2 separate regions of the Homo sapiens genome follow, and region 1 is linked to region 2. A link is a contact called in ENCODE Hi-C or POLR2A ChIA-PET data. All regions are on one chromosome and are shown on one strand. The core of a region is the stretch at or near the end of the contact, and the rest is flanking DNA. Distances in the headings are between cores, read along the strand shown. Region 1 overlaps SLC38A4-AS1 (SLC38A4 antisense RNA 1). Region 2 has its middle 150 kb from the start of SLC38A4.

Region 1 (5,709 bases), core at 723-3,222, 200 kb after region 2:
AAATATTAAATGCATTTGACTACATAAAAAATAAAAGTTTCTGTATACCTCAAAACATCATAGGTAAGATCAAAAGAAATTGTACTTTACATGACAAACTAAGGACTAATTTATTCCCTGAATAAAGAGCTACTATAAATCAATAAAAAAAATTAAAGGCAAAGGATTGGAATACCCACAGAAAAGGAAAAAACAAATGACTTAGATTATAAATAGGCACTATACTATTCATAATAAAAAAGATGTAAATTTAAGCAGATCAAAATATTTAACAAATTGTGTTGGCAAGTATTTATAGAAACAGGCACATTCTTGCTTTGCTGGTGGGAATATGAATTATTGTAACCTTTTGCAATTTGACAATAATCACTAAAATTTAAAGTACACATATTGTTGGAACCAGAAATTGACTTCTGGGTATTTATCCCATAAATATATTCCCACAGATGAAAATGCATCTTTGTAATAGCAAAAGATTAAACATAACTAAATGTCCCATGGTGGAAGATTAAGACAATATTATTAAATATTGAGATGGGAAGATCTCCAAGACATGGTTAAGGGGAAAATAGTATGGTTCAGAACAGTGTATAGAGTATGCGATCACCTGTATTAAAAAATATATACACATATCCTTATATATGCATATGATTGTAAATATGCAACATACCCCTATAAGTATATATAAGAAACGAGTAACAGTGATTGGGAAAGGAATAAGATGGCTGGAAAATAAAAGAAAGAAGGATATTTGTATTCAACATATTGTATGTGCACATTTTGAATTTTTTAACAGCTGCTAACAAGTTAAAAATATCAATATCCAGCAAATTAAATGAAGATACCGCCAACTCACATACACATAAAGCTCACTTAACAGTATACAACTGTGGGAAGACTGATCAATGATCAGTTGAAATCACCTCCGAAAGTTTTTCTCTAAATATGAATTCTGGGCTGGGCACAGTGGCTCACGTCTGTAATCTCAGCACTTTGGAAGGCCGAGTCGGGCAGATCCCCTGAGGTCAGGAGTTCAAGACAAGCCTGGCCAACATGGTGAAGCCTTGTCTCTACTAAAAATACAAAACTTAGCTAGGCATGGTGCCTCATGCCTATAGTCCCAGCTACTCGGGAGTTTGAGGCAAGAGGATCGCTGGAACCCAGGAGGTGGAGGTTGCAGTGAGCCAAGATCAAGCCATGGCACTCCAGCCTGGGCGACAGAGCCAGACTCCGTCTCAAAAAAGAAAAAATAAATAAATAAATATGAATTCTGGATGAACGCTTAACATTCTTGTGTGCACAGAAAGCACACATACAGTGGTAACAGCACCATTGCTCCTGCGGAGAGGAACAGAACAATTCAAATCACTGATGTATGAACCTAGGAGCTTCTTTGCAGGCCATGATTATGTGATTCTGGCTTAGTTCCCATCTTAATTAACTGCTATTTTAAAAAATAATTTGTAATGATATCATTAGAAAAATTAAAATAAAGAAAAAAGTCCCTAAATGGTCCTGAGTCAAACTTGAGCTCTGGCCCCACTCAAGAAGAGAGAAAGCGAAAATGGCCTCTGAGATAAGTTTGAGTCTGGTTAAAAGCTTGCTCCTAAAACCATATTTAGACCCTTGGTGTACTGTTTGTCATCAAAGAAATCTGGCACATTATGTAGAAGAGAAGGATTAATGTGACTACCAAGTAAACCTAACAGTGAAATCCAGCCATGTTACTCAAGTTGATGAATGATTTGGAGTGCTGGTACGCTATTGTAAAACACAGTTGACTGTTTACAAGACAGAGCAATTTCTTTTCTTACATTTTCTCCTCCAGCATTTCTGAGCAATTATATTAGGAAGTGGCTGTTTACCCTGGCAGCTGGGCTCCGTATCTCCACCACTGGAGAGGCAATTCCCCGGGCTACAAATACCCGGAGAGCTGACTCATTACATAAAAAGGAAGTTCTGTTTGGTAAAAGAGTTTAAAGAACACACTTTAAAACGTGCATTAAACACTAGTGTTAATCATTGCCAGAAAGGACGAGTAGGCCACAGGCGAGTTGGTGAACTTAAACCCAAACTTATTTTGATAAAATTTGGTACCTTGAACTCTAGATCTTTTATGAAAACTGAGGTTGTAGGCCCAGCACTAACAAGAGTGTCAGGAACTTTCCATTTCCATTATAATTCTAATAAATTTATTAATATTTTAATGTGATAAGTATGACACTTCTCTTTGTTTCCTCATCTAAAACAATAAGCCTGGCATACTTACCTATATTAGGGGTGATGATGAAATTCAGTTAACTATGCCTAACACCGTATAATCCCTGGCGTGGATAGTTCGAAAAATAAATATCTTTTTCTTAATTGTAGGCAAAAATGAGAAAATAGAAAATATCTATTAATAGTTTCATCTATCATAAAATTTTATAGCCATAAAAGATATCTAAGGGGAGTGTATATTCAGGGCAACTTGAATCTATGCTACCTGATTGCAATATATATCTATATGTCTAGCAACTATACTCACAAATACATATGTAGTAATTTTTTCCCAAATTGCTTGTACATTTCCTTTCTTTTCTATCATAAGACAGGAAAAAAAATTATCTCTGGACAATTCCCAAAGTGGATGCATTTTTTTCTTGTCTGGGCACACAGCCAATAGAGATTAAACTAGGAAGGGAATTGATATGACCGTGGGTGAGTATATTAACCCCTCTGGATGCCAGTTTTCTTCTCTGTAAAATAAAAACTGGACTAATAAGTGGTTTTCAAACCTCAGTATATTTTAGAGTTACCTAGGAAAGCAGATCTTGGCCATCAGGTTAGGATCTGTGCATTGGTATTTATTTTTACAAACTCCCAAGATATTCTGATGTACACCAAAGTTAGAAAATTCCTAAATCCAAGCATTCCTAAAGTCACTTCTGGCTCTAACAATCATCAATCTTTTTTAAAACATACCTTCTTTGCATATATAGAAAAAATTTTTTAAGTGTAAAACTGCAATTATATACATACTTTGGGGACATTTTTTCTCTTTTCTATTTTTGTGTGGCTTGCCCTCCTGCTGATACTCCCATGGGCCCCACGGTAACAATCTATCAGTGATCTTCATAAAGCACGCAGGGGCCTTCCTGGTCCCTTATTCTAGATTTGGGATGCTGAATCCCAAACTTCAAATGTATTTTTTTCATCTAACTGAAAATATCAATTATGTGCAAATCCTCTGTTTCCTCTCATTCTGTCTCCCTTACCACCATCCAGATAACCTCGTTCCAACTGATTCTGCACAATCACGATTGTCTGCCTCAGTGTCTCCAGGGTGAGCTCAATGCTTGGTGGGCACTTAGGAATTGTTTGTTGACTGACTAACTGGCTTTGGAAAGGGAGAAACTCAATCTTTTCTGCTGATTGTTTGCTGACTCTTAGTGGGAGGTTATCTTTACTAGGATATCTTTACTAGGAGTAAGAATATCAGAGATGCATGGAAGCAAAAAAGCAGTCGAAAGCCAGAACCCAAGTCTTCCATGAGTCCACTGAACTCTCTCAATTCACAGGCAAATGAGACTCTGAAATTGGACATTGCATATATAAAAATAAAAGGAAGAAATAATGGTTTCCTCCAAAATAGGTAAATAGAGACCTACCAAATAACACACACCAATCCAAATAAATACCATGTGGAATTTGATAAAAATTGTTATGCTTAGTCTATTTGATTATATTTGTTAAATTTTCAAAGAAATTGGATCAAGTAGAGAAACTGAATGTATTGTATGGTGTTCTATTTGAATAGTAACAAGAATAATAAAGCTAATTTGTAATTTGGAACAGGCAAAAAATTAATAAAATTTTGCTCATGGGTGGAAATCTTCATGAGACTGAAATTTCATTCATTTGCTCATGGAACCAAGCATGGGGAAAAATGTTCCCAATGAATCACTATGGATGAGAAGCTGAGATATGATTTACCACCTCACCTCCCCATACAATACATTAATGGTTCCCTGCATGTTTTACTTTATGTTCATCCAAAACACCCAGATTAATAACCAAGCACAAGAGTGTATATAACATCACATTGCCCATCTCTGAGGTGCCAGGAAGGATCGTGCCAAAACCGTCAGGAAAATGGATTGTGCTGCCTCCCTTGGCAATACAAACCAGTGTGTAATAACCCTCTTAGTCAGTTTACCCTTCTGTTGCCATTAATGTAGATTACAAACTTAACTAAGAATGCAGCAAAAGATCCAAAGATCAAAAAGAGCATGGATGACTACACACCCTCAAATCTATAAAAAAAAATTAATACAGAGCATACACATCAACCTGTTCTTAAAAACACTCTCAGAGCTGTCACATGTGCTAGATAGTTCTCCACAGAGAAGACCTTGGTCTTCAGGATGTCAGGCAAACCTCCTGACTCAAGCACTGAAATAAACACAAATCACCATTATGAAGTCAAATCTATAAACAAGCTTGGAAACCAATCCAAAATCCCTCAGATCCACACCTATACACTCAGTGACTCATGTCTATGAGCCATGGTGACCATGCCCAGGGTTGGGGTCAGAAGAATCAGGGGAAGTGCAATAGCAAGGGGACTCTTCCACAGCCTTTTTTGAGGGTTCTTCAGTCCTGGCTAACTCTGCATTCCATTTATGATGCCTATGAGGAATACAAGAGGAGCTTCAAATAAGCACTGGGTATATGAGCCTGGAGCTCACCGAAGTCAGAGGGGGATGGACATGTGGGAGTTTTTAGCATGTGGGTAACCATAGCAAAGCCTTGCAAATTAATAAGGGCCCCTTTAAATAAAAAAAATTTCCATTATAATTTTGGCCAGCCTTCCCAAAATAGACTTTCTGCATTATTATGACAATATTTTAATTTTGAAATTTTCATAAGATTTACTCTGTTGCAAATTAGCTGTTAAAACTTACGCAAGTCATTTAATTAAATTATTAGGCTCTTAGTTTCTTCATCTGACAAGCTTAGATAAATAATAATTATAAACTCTAACTTCAAACGTTAATCTGAGGATCCAATGAGAAGACAGATAGAAAAGCACTTAGAAGATTTAAAACATTATCCAAATGAGACGTTTTATTTCTATTAGGGTTTTTAAATTTTTTAATTTTGAAATTTGTCATAAGATTTACTTTGTCAATTCCTCCTAACAGTGTCGATTTCTCCTAAGCTTGCCTTTCAGTCTTGGTGTTTGGCCTTTGGGACCAGTCCTCTCCTTCCACCTTTCACGCCCTGTCTGGTCCACATCTGTATGAACTACACTCAGCTGGTCGATGTTACTTTCCTACCCAACCTGCTCCTAGAGGAAAGTCAGGGCTCACAGAGGCTCCCTCCAAATGCACAGCCATCAAGGAGAAACAATATTTGTCACCTTGGGCTGCCATAACAAAATACAGACTGGGTGACTTAACCAACAGAAATTTATTTCTCACCATTCTGGAGGCTGAAAGTCTGAGATCAGGAAGCCAGTATGGTCGGTTTCTGATGATGCTTCTCTTCCTGGCTTGTGGGCAGCTGCCTTTATGCTGTGTGCTCACATGACCTTTGTGTAAGAGAAAGCGTGAGAGAGCTCAAGCACTCATGTCAGGACCCCACCTTTATAACCTCATTTAACCTTAATCATTACTTTATAGGCTCTATCTCCAAATTCAGTTTCATTGTGGGTTAGGGGTTCAA
Region 2 (5,304 bases), core at 2,672-5,171:
CAAGTATGATCCAAGCAGTTTTTGTCAAAGACATCAAGAGGAACCTCAAGCGCTCTGAATGCTAATTCATCTTCACTGACTGTAAGCACCAGAATTAACCTATCTTCCCAGTTTATACACATGTCTGGTGTTAAGACGCAGTTGTAATTCATGTTTCATAGACTCAACTGCTAATGTAGAAGTTTCAGGCTCCTACAAAATCCCCACCACCCTACAAATATTTCTGGGGATCCTCCAGTAGATGGCTCACCTATACTTAGTAACAAATCCACTCCTGGTGTCTGCTACTGCCACTCTCTCCTGTCTTTTCTACCAGTGCATCTTCCAGCCAACACCATGCTCCATGGGTACTTCTCTCTCCCACCAGAGAGGAGATAGCTGCACTTTACAGTGTTTTCTTGGAAAAGAGGTGGGTAATCGCCTTGCCTCCTTTGGGGTCATAATCTGTTAAAGAACTATTCAGGCCAAGCTGCCACTGCACTAATGTCTTAAATTTAGAGAAATAGCCCTTCCAGTCTTTACTTTGTTCTCTCCTCACAACAGTATTGAAGTATTCATGTTGTGGGGGCTGGGCTTGGAGATAAATCGCAGCAATACACTCAGTGAGATCACAAAAACTGCCTCTCCCTTTGGTCTCAATAGAGCCTCTGGAAAAAGGCCCCTTTGGAATGTGGTAACAAAACCTTTCTTTGGGTCACCAAACTGTCACCTAAATTTGTTGTATGAATATCCTTAAATATACAGCTGATTGGGGCACTAGACTTTAAACCAGCAATTATTGACTTGGATATTGTGTTTAATGTATAAAAACAACTGCCTTTTGTTTCTATAGATTTCAAGTCCTGGCAGGTTCCTCGGGCCAGGGTGGCCCAGCCTACAAATGCCTGGCTCCTGAACAGAGGGGACCCAATGGCTATTTTCCAGGACAGATGGAAGTATCAGGACTGGGCAGCTACTGTTGCTCTTGCTGAGTCGCTAGAGGCGACATCATCTAATTTGCTTGGTTTTCGCTTGTACCCTCTCACTCAATGCTTTCTGTGTAAAAGCCCACTCATTGTACCTTCTTCTAGTTTCTCATCTTAAATCAAAAAGTTAGTCCTTATTCAGACCAATCTACCATTTGTGACTGGATCTATCTTCTTTGCCTCTCTCCCAGGAACCTCCTCAGCCTCCTAGAAACAGGCTTCTGCAAGCCATTACAAAGCTTGGCAGGCACGCCCAGGCGTGACTAGAGTTTAGGAGTGGGCAGAGTTCATACTACAGCTATTATGATCCCATCTTCAGTTAGTTAGGATGTGGCCGAAGAGCTTGCACTGGTTATTTCCACTAGTTGACTCTTACCAACAATTAAATTTCAGAAACACCCTTCTAAGATATCATTTTGTATTAGAACTACATTAAAAAGTCAAAGGTGTCACAAGTGTCAGGAGTATTATGAAGAAGGCAGTTTATCTCATAATCTAAGGATTATCTGTCATAAGACAAGTTTCTATCTCATTTTTGGCAATGCTGAAACTATTCCTTTTCCTGATTCCTTTTCAGGTAAAGACATTCATTCATTTCTGCTGAGGGCAATATTTCATGAAGACTTGTAATGAATAAAACAGTGGCATTTGTGTGGTTTTGAAATTGCTCATACTTATACAGATATTTACTTTGTGAACTAAATATGGATTTTGAATAGAGGCATGTAGTGACTTAGATGAATGTAGACTCCGGGTTGAAATAATGAAAAGCTTGGAGGAATGATTGAAGCAGTGTTCACTGAGCTGTGCATGTGAAGCTACATGCACCATCCTTACATTTAATATTGTTTAGTGTTCTGGAATGATAGTCGATCATGATGTATTTCAGTGGGTTAGAGTATTAATTATACAAACATGCCTACCAAAGCCATTAAGTCAAGAAATTAAGAAAGAACTAGGTATGGCAAATATACAAGGAGGGCTGTTCTGAAATATTGCCCTGAGAGACTAGAATTTCTTTCTTTCTTTTTTTTTTTTTTCTTTTGAGAGAGGGTCTCACTCTGTGCCTGGACTGGAGTGCAGTGACGGCATCTCAGCTCACTGCAGCCCTGACTTTCCGAGTTTATGTGATCCTCCCACCTCAGCCTCCGGAGTTTCTGAGACCACAGGCGTGCGCCACTACGCCTGGCCACTTTTTTGTATTTTTGTAGAGATGGAGTAGTGCCATGTTGCCCAGGCTGGTCTCAAACCCCTGGGCTCAAGCGATCCGCCCACCTCGGCCTCCCAAAGTGCTGGGATTACAGGCATGCGCCACGGCGCCAGGCTGGTTTAACTTTTAAAACTGGATTTTCTAATAGAGCCTCAGTCAAATCAATTGACTCTCTATCCCCCTCTCCTGGAAGCTATTGGTATTCAGTGGTTTAAAAAATAAATTAAAAACCCCTTGCTGGAGCATTAGAAATTTTTTTGAAAATTCCAATATTCACCCTTTGCTTTCAACTATAACTTTACAATGCTTTTATCTTGATTCCGGAATTTATTCATTCTTTATAAAGAATTCATCTCTCATATAATTCTTAAGACTACATATTGAAGAAAAAGTAAAATAAGAATTTAAAACTCTGATTATATAGTAGACTCATACTTCATTTACTTTTTTCAGTTACTGTACTTGCTCAACTAAATACCATTTAACGATTTATTTGTTTTGATAAATGTCATCTAAGGAACACCAAAAACTTTGGATGTGTTTAATTCCACATGCTATTTTCCTCCTCCCATCTCTCCCTCCACTTCCCTCATCCCCAATCTGCCCTCATTCCTCACCCCTCACCACCCTAGAGAGATATCCTTGTGCCTGTCCAGCCAGGGACCATCATTCTCTTCTAAATCAAGGTGAGAAAACAATCTAACAACATCTTAACTAACCTTAGAGAGTGAGTAGAGAAAAGCATCAACACCAAACCATAAATGGGTGGCTTAGGTTGATGAATTGTAACCTTTTTCAAGCATTGTGGTCAGTTCTCTAAAAATGCTATTTACAAAAAGGAGATCCAGGGCTAAGACCTCCATTTTTAAATTTCATTTCAAACAAGGCCGTTTTAATAATCCATGGCCTGCAATTGCCATGCCAGACCTGTGGTAGTTACTGACTCAGAGCTTTGCTGAATTACCAAATCCTCTTTTATGACACTTCTGGTATTTTCTTTACCTGTGTCAGCCTCCTTTCCTTCACGAGTCACGGTATAAGCACAAGGCTGTAGAACCTGCAGGTTCAGAAACCCAAATACCACATTGCTCCTTAAGCTAGTATATTCACCAGGAGGTACCTCTCACTTTCCCTCTCAAATCACTTTCAAATGCTCCAGCTTCGATTAGTCATCATGTGATGGTGTCTTTTATTTCCAAAATTTTTTTTAAATATTAAGTGACAGAACATTAAACTTATAAGATTAATCGTCCTAGGTGGTTCATTAGAATTAGCTCTGCTACTTCATATTCACATTTTTTTTTAACCAGTCTCTAATTATCTAGCTGAAACTCTTAATGCTTTGGATGAATAGCCTGGCTCAAAGACATTTTTACTTCCTATAAAATATAATTTGGATTCTGGAAAGGTGTTATGAATGCTACATTAGTATTTAAAATGTCACAGAAAAAGAAATAGATTAATGCTAAGATTTCGTTTGAAACAGCTGTGGAAATTTTGAGACATTATCACTTGCCTCTAGTTAGAAAAATATTAATTTCTAATGATTCCTATTAGACATTAGGATAAGAAACTTTTAAAAAGAAACAATTGGAGACTTTATCTTCTTTAAGGGCATAGTTTCTTATTCGTGTGCCAAAAAAAATAGATCTGTTGCATCATGAAGACTTTATATAATAAAAAATGTTCCCTCCTGGCACCACTGCCACACCTCACCAGCTCCTCATGAACAGTGAGCACCTGAAGGTCATCCATTCTTCTGAAGAGCTGCTCCTACATTCCAATTTGCTGAATTACAGTTTGTTCTCCATATTGCCATCAGAATTGCCTTTCTAAAATGCAAATTGATCCTGTCAGTCCCTGTTTAATTGCAGCTCCCTCTTGTCCTTCCTTAAGAAAACCTTTCTATCTGTTCACCTAAATGTTTCTAGCACCTCGTGGTGTATTTCACATAAAATTATGGATATATGGGTAGATGGATGGATGGATGGATGGGAGCATGGATACAATTAGCAGATTTTCCATAGTACAGACTTCCAGCTTCATACAGGATTTGGTTGACAGCAATTATGGAGCCTAGTGCAACTTCCCACTAAAATAAGTGCAAAGAAAAAAACAAAAACTCACAACATCATAAACTAACATTTAAAAGCGATTTAATTGTGTTCAGAAAAATACACCCAAGTTTTGCCTCCTAACGCATTTAGACTTCATCTCATGAAAAAGAGACTTCATCTCATGAAAAATCTCATCTCATGAAAAATCTGGGACAAGCAAACGCATCTTCACCAAATTAAGCTAAATAAACTAAGTGTTCAACTTAAACTTAGGAAAGAAAACTGCCAGGAAGAAGGACAAATGAGTTAATAAAGATAAAAGCAGATCTTAATTAGCTAGCATAAAGCCAGTAGTATATTAACAAATCCAAAAGTTGGTTCTTAAAAAGACCAATAATGTGATTATATTTTGATGATATATCATGAAATTGGAAACAATCCATCAATATTAGCATGAATAAATAAATTGTGTTCTAATCACACAATTGGATACTATACATTAATATGAAAAATCTGTAGCTGCATGCACTGTATTAGTTCATTTTCACTGTGCTTTAAAGAAACACCCAAGACTGGGAAAATTATAAAGGAAAGAGGTTTAATTGACTCACAGCTCCACATGGCTGGGGAGGACTCAGGAAACTTACAATCATGGTGGGAGGTGAAGAGGAAGCAGGCACCTTCTTCACAAGGCATCAGGAGAGAAAAAAGAGTGAGGGAGAAACTTCCAAACACTTATAAAACCGTCAGATCTCATGAGAACTTATTCACTATCACGAGAACAGAATGGGGAAAACCACCCCCATTGATCCAATCACCTCCCTGCCTCGACATGTGGAGATTAAAGGTCCCTCCCTCGACACATGGGGATTACAGTTTGAGATGAGATTTGGGTGGGTACACAGAGCCAAACATGTCACACCAACACACTTGACTCTTAAAAATACGATTTCAGGCAATGGATTCCAGACCAAAAAAAATTACATATTATATATTGTATACTTCTATTTATAAAAATTTCAAAAACAGAAAAATAATCTATGGTGTTAGAAATAAGGATACCTTTGAGGAG

What was found. Hi-C counts contacts between places; a loop is a spot of excess contacts on that map. ChIA-PET counts read pairs that join two places held with the same protein, here RNA polymerase II (POLR2A). Pooled maps may share reads with other maps.
Region 1: a pooled map shows a loop between it and region 2 (2.7-fold over the local background). The contact joins two enhancer-like sites. A Hi-C loop is called at or near these places in 15 of 168 maps with a recorded cell type or tissue (Calu3, GM12878, HCT116 and 9 more), 13 of 37 single-sample maps with no recorded cell type and 27 of 50 pooled maps. POLR2A ChIA-PET finds 5 or more read pairs at or near these places in 2 of 52 experiments (H1 and endothelial cell of umbilical vein).

What each region holds. Positions count from the first base shown.
Region 1 is chr12:46,470,019-46,475,727 of GRCh38, reverse strand. SLC38A4-AS1 (SLC38A4 antisense RNA 1) reads right to left here. Exons shown (of 4, transcript NR_125380.1): 3 at 5,466-5,575. The region is part of intron 1 of LOC124902923 (a long non-coding RNA gene); the gene reads left to right. Among named protein-coding and RNA genes, the nearest start is that of SLC38A4-AS1, 89 kb to the right of the region's middle. RefSeq lists an enhancer at 1,706-1,905 and a silencer at 5,221-5,270. Within about 2 kb of position 1,972, at least 34 of the 41 ENCODE cell types and tissues checked have a DNase peak (open chromatin) inside an H3K27ac peak, as active enhancers do; they include PC-3, where a contact is called at or near this core.
Region 2 is chr12:46,672,913-46,678,216 of GRCh38, reverse strand. No RefSeq gene overlaps it. Among named protein-coding and RNA genes, the nearest start is that of SLC38A4, 150 kb to the left of the region's middle. Within about 2 kb of position 3,921, at least 3 of the 41 ENCODE cell types and tissues checked have a DNase peak (open chromatin) inside an H3K27ac peak, as active enhancers do; they include PC-3, where a contact is called at or near this core.